Linked DNA regions of Homo sapiens: region 2 is linked to region 1. A link is a loop called in an ENCODE intact Hi-C map of the cell type or tissue named here. Cell type or tissue: CD4-positive, alpha-beta T cell. All regions are shown on one strand.

Evidence for each region. Hi-C counts contacts between places; a loop is a spot of excess contacts. Peaks named below come from ENCODE experiments on the same cell type or tissue, not always from the same donor. Only the 100,000 strongest peaks of a DNase experiment are listed, where the experiment ranks them.
Region 2: it touches region 1 in a loop (3-fold over the local background); 2 of 110 quality-filtered maps call a loop at or near these places.

What each region holds. Positions count from the first base shown.
Region 1 is chr16:1,958,190-1,960,689 of GRCh38, forward strand. NDUFB10 (NADH:ubiquinone oxidoreductase subunit B10) reads left to right here and starts at 1,349. Exons shown (of 4, transcript NM_004548.3): 1 at 1,349-1,565. The coding sequence starts at 1,436. RefSeq lists an enhancer at 1-406 and silencers at 1,129-1,438, 1,869-1,978. In CD4-positive, alpha-beta T cell, CTCF peaks have their summits at 1,164 and 1,365; DNase peaks (open chromatin) are centred at 692 and 1,282; H3K4me3 peaks cover 1,595 bases; H3K27ac peaks cover 385 bases.
Region 2 is chr16:689,003-691,502 of GRCh38, forward strand. It overlaps WDR24 (WD repeat domain 24), which reads right to left and starts at 1,396. Exons shown (of 9, transcript NM_032259.4): 1 at 158-1,396. The coding sequence starts at 638. RefSeq lists an enhancer at 1,277-1,824. In CD4-positive, alpha-beta T cell, no CTCF peak of the experiment used is centred here; DNase peaks (open chromatin) are centred at 507, 1,439 and 2,159; H3K4me3 peaks cover 1,176 bases; H3K27ac peaks cover 1,159 bases.

The sequences.
Region 1 (2,500 bases):
CCGTACGCCCGCACTCCTCAGCCCTTGGGTGGTTGATGGGATTGGGCGCCCTGGAGCAGGGGGCGGCGCTCGTCGGGGAGGTTCGGGCCGCACAGGAGCCCACGGAGTGGGGGAGGCTCAGGCATGGCGGGCTGTAGGTCCCGAGCCCTGCCCCGCGGGGAGGCAGCTAAGGCCTGGCGAGAGAAATCGAGCGCAGCGCCGGTGGGCCGGCCTGCTGGGGGACCCAGCACACCCTCCGCAGCCGCTGGCCCGGGTGCTAAGCCCCTCATTGCCCAGGGCCGGCAGGGCCGGCCAGGCTCTCCGAGTGCGGGGCCCGCCGAGCCCACACCCACCTGGAATTCGCGCTGGCCCGCAAAGCACCGCGCGCAGCCCCGGTTCCCGCCTGCGCCTCTCCCTCCACACCTCCCCGCAAGCTGAGGGAGCCCGCTCTGGCCTTGGCCAGCCCAGAAAGGGGCTCCTCAAGTGCCGCCAAAGTGGGAGCCCAGGCAGAGGAGGCGCCGAGAGCGAGCGAGGGCTCTGAGGACTGCCAGCACGCTGTCACCTCTCACTGTTTGTCTGTAGGGTTGATGGTTCTGTGTCGCTGGCCTCAACCTCAGGACAGGACATGACCAGTGTCCCCCCTGGATAGCAGCCAGGGGCCGTGCCAGGTGTGGAGACTGAAGATGTGGCCAGCAGGACCCTGCTCAGTGGAGCTGCCTAGAAGCACCAGAGTGCCCCAGGGCCAGGATGGAACCATCAAAGCCGGCCAGAGGGCCCTGTGCCCAGGGTAGGTGCCTTCTCCCTATGAGCCGCCTAAGGGCAAGCCCTGCCTCCTGGTCTGCTCCCTGCCCTCCCCCAGACAGGCTCCCAAGTTAACTGGCACCAGCCAGTCCATGAGGGGCCCTTGTAGAGAGCGGGGCCCAGAGAAGTCTGTAGGGACTAGGCAATCCAGGAAAGCTTCCTGGAGGAGTAGGGTGTTTGGAATCGCGTGCTATTTGTTCACTTTGTCGTGTGCGCTCTAACGGCCTGTGTTCTCCATCACAGTTTATCTTATTCCCTGCTGCACTCAGCACAGTGCCTGGCGCGCAGTGGGAACCGAATGACCCCCTCCTATTCCTTATGTCAGTTGCCTTTTGTCTGTTTCTTTCATCGTAAGCAGGAATCTGTCCGGTTCGCGGCTGCTTCCCAGGCGCCCAGACCAGCGACCAGCACCGCGTAGGCGCTCGGCACAGACCGAGAACGGAGGCCCCACGCGGGGGCGCCCTGCGGCGAGGCGGGTCCCGGCCGCGCCCGGCGGAGCCGGGGAACTACAAGTCCCATGGTGCATCGCGGCGCCAGCGCGCAGACGCAGCCGCCCTCGGCGTCCTCTGTAGCGGGCGACCTAGGCCGCGGGACCCGGACGGAGGTAGAGGCCAGGGCAGCGCGTCCGGGAGCGGAGTCCGCGCCCGCCGCCGCCATGCCGGACAGCTGGGACAAGGATGTGTACCCTGAGCCCCCGCGCCGCACGCCGGTGCAGCCCAATCCCATCGTCTACATGATGAAAGCGTTCGACCTCATCGTGGACCGACCCGTGACCCTCGTGAGAGGTACGAAGCCCCAGCCCGGGGCTCCCTCGCCGGCCTCTGGGGACCCCTGGATCCCACACCCTGCCTGGATCCTCCAATGCCTCCGGGGTCCCGTCTGCCTGAGACCGCCCCCCGCTGCACCCCGGGGACAACTCCCCACCCCCGGAGACCTCCGAGCTCCGTCGCCTCCTTTGGCCTCCCACTGCACCCCGGACCTCACCTCCCAGGATCCCTTACTCTCCCCTGCACCCCGGGATGCCCCGCTTCTTCCCAGGACTCTTCCCTCCCTGCCGCACCCAGCGCCCACTGCCCCAGGACCCCGCACTGCTCTCCGCCCCCCGCCGCCCCGGGCACCCCTCCACTGCACCGCTGGCCTCAGGCCTCTCTCAAATGTCTCTCTGCCGGATGACCAAGTGTCGGGGTGATGGCCGAGATGCCCAAATTCAGCATCTCTGGAACGAACCGGGAAAATGCCCAGTTCAGTTTTTGTTGTTTTTTTTTTTCCTGAGACAGTCTCACTCTGTTGCCCAGGCTGGAGTGCAGTGGCGCGATCTCGGCTCACTGCAACCTCTGCCCCACCCCGGGTTCAAGCGATTCTCCTGCCTCAGCCTCCCCAGTACTAGGATTACAGGCGCACCACCACCACGCCCAGCTAATTTTTATATTTTTAGTAGACACGGGGTTTCACCATGTTGGCCAGGCTGGTCTCGAACTCCTGACCTCAGGTGATCCTCCCACCTTGGCCCCCAGGTGCTGGGATTACAGGCCTGAGCCACCGTGTCCAGCCTGGTTCAGTTCTTTTTGAACACTTGGGGTGCATAGCATGCTCTGGTGGTTCTTCCGTAAGAGGGTGAAGTCTCCAAATCAAACCCCCAAAGATCTGGAAACCGTGCAACAGCGGACCCAGCTCCCTCTCTTTTGTAGCAGTTGTAGAGCATGTCTGTCCTATGTGTCTG
Region 2 (2,500 bases), 1.3 Mb before region 1:
GCCCCATCCCTCCCCTGCCGATTCCCTTTCCCCCTGAGGAAGCCCTCTGGGAGTGATCCTGAGGGCCTCTGATGCACGGAGCCCTTTTCCGCCTGCATGGACAGGCTGGGCACCGGCAGAGACGCCCACCTGCCCTGACCTGCCTCTGTGGCCTCACCCGAGAAGGTGCTGACAGAGTCCTTTCTGCGGAGGTCAAAGCACTTCATGAAGCCATCCTGGGAGCCACTGAGCAGCACGTGGGCTTCGGTGGGGTGGAAGCAGACTTTGTTTACCGTGCGCTTGTGTTCTGTGAACAGCTGGTCCTGCTTGTTGCGGGATGGCCGGCCCAGGTTCCACGTGACCACCACGCCATTGGTGGCTGCTGTGGCCAGCAGGTTCTCATCCATCTGGTGCCAGACCACGTCAGCACAGCTCAGGTTAAGCGAAGGCTTGCGCCCCACACGCAGGTTCAGCTTTTCCACGAACTGTTCCTCCTCGATGGCATAGATCTTGAAGATGCTACGGCCTGCCACGACCACCTGGGCTGCGTCGCGGCACACACTGATGGCATTGGCGGGAGCATCCAGGTGGCAGTGCATGGTGCGGCCTGTCAGCACGCTGCCACCCAGGGCTGTGGTCACACGGGACATCTTCTCCATGGCTGCACAGGTGATGAGGTCAGGGGTCAGGAGGTCAGTGAGGTGGGCTGGCCTGGTCAGCCTGGGTGGGTCATCAGTTCAGACCTTCCACCCAGGTTGGGACCCCAGAACTGCTTGGTCCCGGGCTGGTCAGTCTTAGTGAGCCAATCCAGGGCTGTCTATCAGCCAATCAGCCTGACAGGCAAGCTCAAATTCACTGGAGTCTGTCAGTCCAGCCCATCACCCTGGCTGAGCGGTGAGGGGACTTCCTAGCTTCCCTTAGGCCTGTCAGTTTCATGTCTGACTTCCACGGAAGACTCTAGCTGGACATTCCCGGCCCAGGCCACCTCTCGGTACCCCCATCAGCCAGATCTGGGCAGTCACTAAACGCTCGGTCAGTCAATCCCAGCAGGGGAGCGAGGAGACTCCCGCCGTCCACACTGTCAGCCCTGAGGGCGGCGGGGCTCTAGGGAGGAACAAAAGAGGGGAGGGAACAGAGGGCTAGAGGGGCCCGGGGACTCAGGCGATAGACGCGGGAAGGGCCCAGAGGGACGTCAAGGACCGAGCTACTTAAGGAGCTCGAGGTGTCTGGCGGGACCGGAGGCAGGAGAGAAGCCGGCGACCCCGGAGTACAGGGTTCCTGGGAGCGGCGCAGTGGCGCGGGGGAGCGGACGCTGCGGGACGAGAACCAGAGGGCCCGGGGCAGCCCTTCTCCCCCGCGCGAACCCCAATCTTTTACTAAAAGCGCACGGTTGTCCGGAACCGCCGCGCCGGAAGCCGCTGTCTTTCCCGTCCCTCGCCGGAAGTGGTCCTCTTCTTACCCATCCCTCTCAGGAAGTGGGCACAAACTCTCGCCCGACACCACGAAAGTTCCGGGTCAGGGAGCTGCGTTGGCAGAGGCCAGGAGGGGCCCGGGATTGGGGTCTGCGGGCCGCCCTGGGCGTTGCCATTGCGCTGCGGTGCTGTGCTTGTGTGATTGGTTTATTTATTTATTTATTTAAACGGAGTCTCGCTCTGTCGCCCAGGCTGGAGTACAGTGGCGCGACCTTGGCTCATTGCAACCTCCACCTCCCAGGTTCAAGCGATTCTCCCGCCTCAGCCTCCCAAGTAGCTGGCACTACAGGCGCCCGCCACCACGCCCGGCTAATTTGGCTAATTTTGTATTTTTGGTAGACACGGGGTTTCACCGTGTTGGCCAGGCTGGTCTTAAAACTACTGAACTCAAGCGATCCTCTGGCGTCAGCCTCCTGAAGTGCTGGGAATGCAGGTGTGAGCCACCGCGCCTGGCCTGTTTTTTAAGTCTCAATTTCAGTATTTTAATGCCATCACCTATTTTAATCCCCAGGTCCATCATGACATCTGGTCATCCCTAGACAAGTTCCGAGTGCCCCCAGTCTTCCCCTCCTTCCTCACTCCTCGACCTCGGGAGCAGCCTCCCAACGGCTTTCCTGGGTCCGTCTTTCCCCTTTGATCAGAAACCCGCACAGAAGTCAGGCACCAGGTCTTCTGCCTGAGGCCTCTGGCAGCTCCCACTATGCTGTGAATGAACCCCAACTCCTGGCCTCCGCCTTCCCCTGCCCACCTCCAGCCATGGCAGCCTCCACCCCCATTCCCAGCCCACCAAGCCCTTTCCTGCCTCAGGGACATTGTACGTGCGTGCGATGCCTCCTCCACAGAGCGGACCTCCCTGACCACTGCCCTAATGGGCTTCTCCATCACTGTGGCCTCCACGGCACTTGTCACCACCCATTCGTTTGTTTACTGGTTGTTGTCGGTCACATACGAGTGTGAATTCCACCAAGGCAGGAATCACATTCTGGCTCAATCCCCACCGAATGCCCAGTGCCTGACACACCTGTTCAACCAGTTGCTCTCGTTCTTTT